Regions from separate parts of the Homo sapiens genome. Here region 2 is linked to region 1. A link is a contact called in ENCODE Hi-C or POLR2A ChIA-PET data. All regions are on one chromosome and are shown on one strand. Each heading gives the region's core, a stretch centred on a gene start or an enhancer-like site at or near the end of the contact. The rest is flanking DNA. Distances are from core to core; before and after follow the strand shown.

Evidence for each region. A loop is a pair of places that touch in the nucleus more often than their neighbours do. ChIA-PET counts read pairs that join two places held with the same protein, here RNA polymerase II (POLR2A). Pooled maps may share reads with other maps.
Region 2: a pooled map shows a loop between it and region 1 (1.8-fold over the local background). The contact joins two enhancer-like sites. A Hi-C loop is called at or near these places in 2 of 168 maps with a recorded cell type or tissue (aorta and mesothelial cell of epicardium) and 4 of 50 pooled maps. POLR2A ChIA-PET finds 5 or more read pairs at or near these places in 6 of 52 experiments (AG04449, BJ, Caco-2 and 3 more).

What each region holds. Positions count from the first base shown.
Region 1 is chr9:37,936,300-37,939,874 of GRCh38, forward strand. The region is part of intron 5 of SHB (SH2 domain containing adaptor protein B); the gene reads right to left. It also overlaps the pseudogene RNU7-124P. Among named protein-coding and RNA genes, the nearest start is that of SLC25A51, 34 kb to the left of the region's middle. Within about 2 kb of position 1,937, at least 13 of the 41 ENCODE cell types and tissues checked have a DNase peak (open chromatin) inside an H3K27ac peak, as active enhancers do; they include PC-9, where a contact is called at or near this core.
Region 2 is chr9:38,037,131-38,040,705 of GRCh38, forward strand. The region is part of intron 1 of SHB (SH2 domain containing adaptor protein B); the gene reads right to left. Among named protein-coding and RNA genes, the nearest start is that of SHB, 30 kb to the right of the region's middle. RefSeq lists enhancers at 684-1,289, 1,568-2,972. Within about 2 kb of position 1,664, at least 8 of the 41 ENCODE cell types and tissues checked have a DNase peak (open chromatin) inside an H3K27ac peak, as active enhancers do; they include PC-9, where a contact is called at or near this core.

The DNA.
Region 1 (3,575 bases), core at 687-3,186:
AGAAGATAAAAACCTGCCATTTCATCACCACAGACAGTGGTTAATCACAATTTGGCATAGTGCCTTCCTATATTTTTCCCACACACATGCGTACATGCATGTGATATACGGCTACCGACTGGGCTGACCTTTGCAATCTGATTTTATTACAATCATGGCTCATTTTGCATGTTGTGATTACTTTTCTCCCAAATATAATCTCCAAACGTTTCCTGAGTACCTATCATGTGCCAGGCCCTCTGGGGTGTTGAGACCAAAAGACACATTCCCAAAGAACGCTCAGCCAAGAAAGGTTCCTAGCAGATGACAAATCATTTCACACTACAACCCTGAGGGTCAAAATCAGATGTTAGATGGCAAATTTAGAAAGCAAGGTCCCAGGGTTTATGTACCTAGATTTTTTTCCTGGGGGGTTTCTAGTAAAAACTGGAAAATCTGCTAGACAAATTCTAGAAGAGCTGTAACATTTTATGCACCTCAAACTGGAAACAAAAACTGGGTGACATTTTACAAAACAGAGAGAGGCTCTGTCACTTCCAAGGGAAAACTGAACAGCCAGCTACCCTAGCCAAGTTGGGACCTTAGGGAGGAAGGACACTGCATACGGCCTTTCCTCTAATCTCCAACTTAAATGTCCTTGTTGCTTAAATGTCCTGTTGCTTCCCCATAACTTCCCCAGTTTTCTCCTCTCAAACATCTTAACATCTGAAGTCCTCCTCAACTGGCCCCTCCTCCAGGAAGACTTCCAAGATGCCCCTAGTCAGACTTACTTTCTTTCTCCCTCGCTTTGTCTTCTGCCACACCTCTGTACATCACAGTACTTCCCTACTGTCCTGTCTCCTTGTCTGGACTGTGAGCTCAGAGGCTGACATGTCTTTGTCTCCTCACCCAGCTGACAGCCCAGGGCACGATAAGAGCTCAGTGGTGAAAGCCATGCTGCTGACTTGTCTATAAGCTCCGCCCTGAAAGCCTGTGCTTAAAACGTGGCAGGGTGATCTCCAAGCTGCCTGAGGCCATAAGCAGAGTGTGGATTTTCCAAAAGAAATGGCAAAAATAAAATTAAAATTAAAAAATGGTTTTAATTAAAGCATTTGGAATAAGCTAGCTTTGCCAAACCCAATTGTTTCTGATATTCCTCTTGGGTGAAATAATCTTTAAAAAGATAAGAAAAAAAAAAAAAGCAAAGCATTATTAAAAGTGGCAAACACTCGTGCTGGAAGGAGGATGGAGGCTGCTCACAGGGGAGCTTCCTAGAGAAGAGCAGGTGAAAGACATAGACCCGCGGATGGAACAGCCTCTGCTCCAACAGAGGGCAAGGGCGCCTGCGTGCGAGTGTGCCGCATACACAACAAAACCTCATTTTATAGCCCTAGCATTTGAACTGCGGGAGCGAAGACAAGGGCTATAAAATTTGACATCTGATTTTATAAATCTGCCTCAAGGACTGACAATGTCTGTGGAGAAAATGAGAGAAGAATATACAGTGCTTACGGGGCTCCAAAGGGTGATAACCCTGGGGTGGGAGCTGGGACTTCTGGGGGCTCTACCAGCAGCCTTCCAGAGGACCTCAGGAAGGTCCTCTTGCCTTCCTGTGCCTCAGTTGACCCCACCAGGGTCTTGACCTGGATGATTCAACTCCCTTTGGGCTCTGACTCCCCAAAAGTCTGGGGAACAGTCAGGCCCTGCCTTAACACTGGGATTTTACCACGTGAAGTTAGCTGCTTCAAGCCCCACCGAATGCCTCTAGGTAAGGGCCAATCATGTTTCCTGTGGGGCCTTTGTATCGCTTACCCAGCTATCAGTAAAATAAGCCCCTACAGCACAAAGGCTCTGCAAACCACCCTACCTGCATCTGTGCAGCCTCTCAGAGTTTACAAGAGCTTCCACTGCCATTGCAAATCTGGGCCTCAGGGCTCAGAGGCTGAGACGGGAAGTGACTCACTGGTGACCTCCTGGCTGGTAGGAATGGTGGGATTCAGGCTGTAATCCCCGGGCTCCTGATCACAGCCTTCCTCTCCATGCAGCCACCCTTTCACTGATAGCAGATGTGACGTCTGCAGCTGTCCTCGTGGCCTTCCCTGCAGCACCCTCTATGCCTTCTCCCAAGTCGCCAACCAACTCATTCCCAGATGGCTTTTGCAAAAATATTGTTAAATAATTCAAATTAACAAGATGTTAGAAATGTGATTGGAAAGAAATGTTTTTCTCATTTGGAGAGACCACCCAATGCCTCAGAAGGCAACTGTCCCGGGGCACGAGAGGTTTCCTGGAGACAGACGGGCAGTTGGAATGCTTCCCTGGTGGCGGAGCCGCACAGGCAGATTTATGTGGGCTGATACGAGACAATTAAAAACCGGCTGGAAATGTAATCGCGGCTGCTCAGATGCTGGAGAAGACCAAGGAGCTCCGGTAAAACAAAGGGCACTGCTCCATCCCTGGCTCAGACGGGAGACGCAGCAGTCCAGGGAGGGAACCCCAGCCTGTTGACGGGCACGTCTGGCACTGCCGGGTTGGGGGGTGGTGCACTGGGCCGTGAACTGGCAGAGTGAGGCAGAATGAGAGCAGGCACCTCTTGCCTCTGCGTTTTAGGCAGCATTGGGAAGGGGGAAGCTGAGCTGCAGGGAGTCTGTTTTCCTGGTCTTTTCCAGGTCTACGTTGCAGCCGGGAGAGCCACTATCCACCCAGCTGCTCCGAAATCTGGATGTGGTCCTTGACTCCTCACTCCTCCTCCCTCTCATCAATTCTACCTCCACACACCTCTCCTTTCTACTCCCACTGCCCTAGTCCTTCTCTCCTGATCTATATCACACACCCAGGGCCAGATAGGGCTTCCTAAACTTCTCTCTCATCAGGTATGTAGGCCGCCTGCCACTGGCCCCTCTGAATTGGCCTTGGCCTCCTAGTTTGCTACCAGATAGTCTCAGCATCATCAGCCTAGCACCTGAGTGCAAATGGAGAACTTCTAAGCTTAGCTGGAGCAAATGGCTGAGAAGGGTCAGGAAAGAACAGTGGTCCAGGAGCTGGGCAGGCTCAGCCTCTGCCCCTCCCTGACAACACGGCCTTAAGACAGGTTAAGCCCCTTTGAGCCTCTGTTTCCTCTTCTGTAAAGTAGGAGCAATGAGTTGCGCTTTCTTCACAGCTCCTTGAGGGCTGGACCCAGAGAAGAAACTAGACTCTTCTATTTGGGTCATGGATGCTGACACTGTTGGCTCAGAACCAGCCCCTCTGGTTTCAGGTCTCTGGGCTTTCTCCATGTCACCACTGCCTGGGGAAAGGGGTCTGAGAAATGCTGGGCACAGGGCTCATGGTCACAGGTCCTGTCAGAAAATCCAGCTTTGGTCCAGAGAACTAGTTGGCCATTGGCTGGGCTTCTCAGGGCCTGCTAGGGAGGAATGGGGGTGTTTCTATTCCGAGAGACCCCACAAGGTAGAAAGAGGCCTCGAGCTGTGTTGCAATCTCATCTCTTTACTCATTAACTGTGACGTAATGTGAACACCAGTTTCTTTATCTGTAAAAATGATGGCAATGGTTGCTACTCTTCTTGAACATACTATCACAGTGTGAAAGCTGGCTAT
Region 2 (3,575 bases), core at 414-2,913, 100 kb after region 1:
ACAACTCCCTCTTTTCCCGGAGAAGAATCCTGCGATCTCCTTATGACACAACAGTGGGCTCAAACAAGAGAACTGGAGAAAGAGATGGCACACAGGGCTCTTGTCTGTAGTCTGTGTAAAGTACCAATTGCTGGAGTACTCCGTGTCATTTGGAAACTTCCTATCTTACCTCCATATAGGCCCATGGTCAACAGGGCTGTGAGCTTGTTTCCGACACCTGCCCCCACCACTGCCCGCTCCAGTCACACGCAGAGTCACCAGCCCCCAACTTCCCCAGGGGGTCTTCACTCATACTGTGCCCTTCTCTCTTCTCTGATCACTGCATGTTCAAATTCTATCTAACCTCCAATGCTCGGCACATGAGAACATGAGCTCTAGAGTGAAATGTGGGTTGAAATCCACACTGTGTCACCTTGAGAAGTTTGCTCAACCTCTCTGGGCCTCAGTTTCTTCACTATAAAGTGGGGATAGTAACAGAACCCACCTCAGTGCTTGGCAACAGGAGGGGCTCAACTGTGTGTCATTATCATCGATTCAGCCCCCATGTACCATTCTGAGAACCCCACCTCCGCTAGAAGTGAGCCTCTCTCCTCTGAGCCCTGAAGTTCTGTCTGCTCCTCCATTCAGCCTCCCTGGGCTGACCTTGGGGCAGATCCTGTGCTGGGCTCTGGAACATAGAGCAGAAGGAGTGGTCCTTCCTGCAGGAGACACAGGCTCATTGGGGGATAGCCACAGGCTCACAAATAGGCATGACACAAGGTGGCTGGGCTAGAAGAGGAGCTAAAAAGTGACATTTCACATTCTGTCACACTCTAACAAGATTTTTTTTAAAATCTGGCTCTCTTCCTACTGACTAAAAGTGGTTTAACTAACTCCTAACACATTGTCTAAGAGTTTTTAAAAGTCAGGCCAAACTCTATTTGGAGAACTCCAAACAGCACCCAGAATCTTCCCCTAACCCTGCTTTATAGCTTGGGTCTGGCTGTCCGGCTCTGCCCTCCCCATCCTACGCCCCATGCATGTGTGCCCCAGCCCAGCCATTCCATGCAGGCCAGAGCTCAGCAGCACACAACAGGCTGGGCGCACAGGCACCAGGCGTGGTCAGGTCAGGCGTGGGGGACCTCCAGACTTAAGAGCACCACAAGGCAGGCCCTGTTCTATCACAAAAGCAATGGACCTGGGAGCCCCAGGAACCAACACTCTCCACGTGTGCACTGCACTTTGCGGTTCATAAAACACATCTGTGTCTGTCACTTCCCCTTCCCTAACACCCAGGGAGTCATCTTACCATGATTACTAAGAAGCCCCACCTCCACCCCAAACTGGAGACTCTGGGACAGGGCCTATGTTCACTTTATCTTTTTGGTCCCTGAGTCTAATGCAGGGCCTGGCACACAGTAAGGTACTGAGTAGATGAATAAATGTATTTTACAAATGAGGAAACTGGCTCAGAGAGATTAAGAAATGTGCTCAATGTCACACAGCAAAGGAAAGCAGCGGGTCTGCCTGACTCCCAGACTCCTTCCTGCCCCAGCCCAGTGCCTCCTTCCCCAGGACACAGGGATGCAGCCCACTCTGCTCCCTACTCGGGTCATGAGCCAGCCCCGCTTCCCAGGCCAACCAATGAGCTGCCTGGGCATCTAGGAGGCCCCGGGGGTGGGGCAGGGAGAAACTGGGTGTTGGGGAGTGACAGTGGGCAGGGGCCACCCCCCAGGGAGGTATCAAGGAGAAGTAGGGAAAGGCAGATGGAACCCCGGAGAGGGAGTGTGTGCCAAAGAGAACAAAGGCAGGAATGGAGCGGGTGGGATCAGGAGCCCGAGGAAGTGAGGAGATGGAAGTTTTTTGAGACAGACTGTCAGCCGTGAAGAAAAACATGTTTCTGAACTCCTGACGCTTATCGCTTATCAGGCAGGGCTGGCGGGCGGGCGTGACAGCCCAGGACACTACACTACAAAAAAGGGGTCGCCAGAGAACATTTTCTTCCCCGGAAAAATGTGGATAATACATAGCTGGAATGGTGAAAAGCATCCTTAAGATAAAGTGCCCTGTCAGATACTGCTGTCAGGCGTTAAGCCTCCAATGTTATCTCCAAACCAGACAAAAAAACCTAAAAACAAAAAACCACTTTTCTGATTAATCATTAAATCTAAACAAGAAGAAAACTGACAAAATGGGCTCTTTTGCAAAAAAGAGCATTTTGAATGATAAGCACAATTGAAAGCCTAAGGCAAGACTTTAAAGCGCAGTGGGAACTGCTTAGTCATTAGCCTGTATGTGCTGCTGCCACTTCAAGTTTGCAAGAAGTCTGCAAGATCCGAAGGGGGTCATGGCCCTGGGGCCAAGCACACCCATCCCACTTTGTGGCAAAGGAGTATGTGAATGAATGGATTCCAAGATTCTGGATTTTACTACCCTTGGCCCCTCCCTGTGGGCCCAGTCCCTGCCATCTACAGAGCAGAGGTTACAAAGCCACGACAAGGTCCCGTTGTAATCCTACTTCCTGAACAACCTCTTTAACTTGACCACACAAGGGCAGTAAAACACGTAGCAAAGGGGTCATCCGGAAACAGCCCTGATATAAGAAGTACCTCAGGGAAGCTCAGCTCCCTCATGAGTCCAGGCCAGGCTGGCCGGGCCCACCATCCCCTCCTGCCTCAGCGAGGGCAGCGGCTGGTCCAGTAGGCCACAGGCCTCTGGGGCAACTTGCAGCTGGAGCTCGAGGGGCGAGGGGAGAGGAGGAGAAATGGGCCTCTCGACAGGAGTCTGGCGGCCCATGCCCTGCCCTCCATGAATCCCTAGGCCCCAGTCTTATTTTAAGCCAGAACCCAGGATTTGGGTTCTGAAACTGCATTCTAGAGCTGCGCCCCAGGCGTGTTTACAGCCGCCTAATTCTTGTGGTGATTGTTTCTGGAGGATAAGCCTGGGGGTTTTTCCTCCTCAGAAATTAGTACACTACCTCAGGTCAGCCGGTCTTTCCCCATAGCCGCTATCTGCTGTGTGCAGGAAGGCGACTCCTTCCAAGGCTCAGAACTCACCGTCCATGGCAGCTGAACATTAGGTTCAGAGAAGCAGAGGGGGCACAACTCGATGGGGAAAGGCTGGGGTGTGGCCTCGACTGCGCCACTGGCTGGCCATGTGTGTGACCTTGGGCAAGTCTTGGCTGCCTCAAGGGTAAGACAGAGATGATGGTCCGCTGAGGGCTGTCGTGAGGAGGAAACCAGACCACGGTGGGAAGCTGCCACATGAATGCCGGCCGTTATCCCTAAAGGGGGGGCTTGGGAAGGGAGGCCTCCCCAGACATGTGTCGGCACCCATGCAGTGCAGTGGAGGGACAGAGAGGGCACAGGGTCAGCCAGAGCTCCGCTGCTCTGCTCAAGTGAAGAGCTACCCCTGTCCCCAGCCACTGCATGCCATACCACCAACAGCAAGCGAGTGGGCGGGCAGGCAGACAGGCAGGTAGTGCTGGAGTGGCTGGGAGGGCTTCCTGGAGGAGGTGGCGGTCTTTCCTGGGCTCAGGCAGGGGTATCAGCAATAGGGCACACTACGGTGGGGGGGCTGCAAGTGAGGAAAGTGGC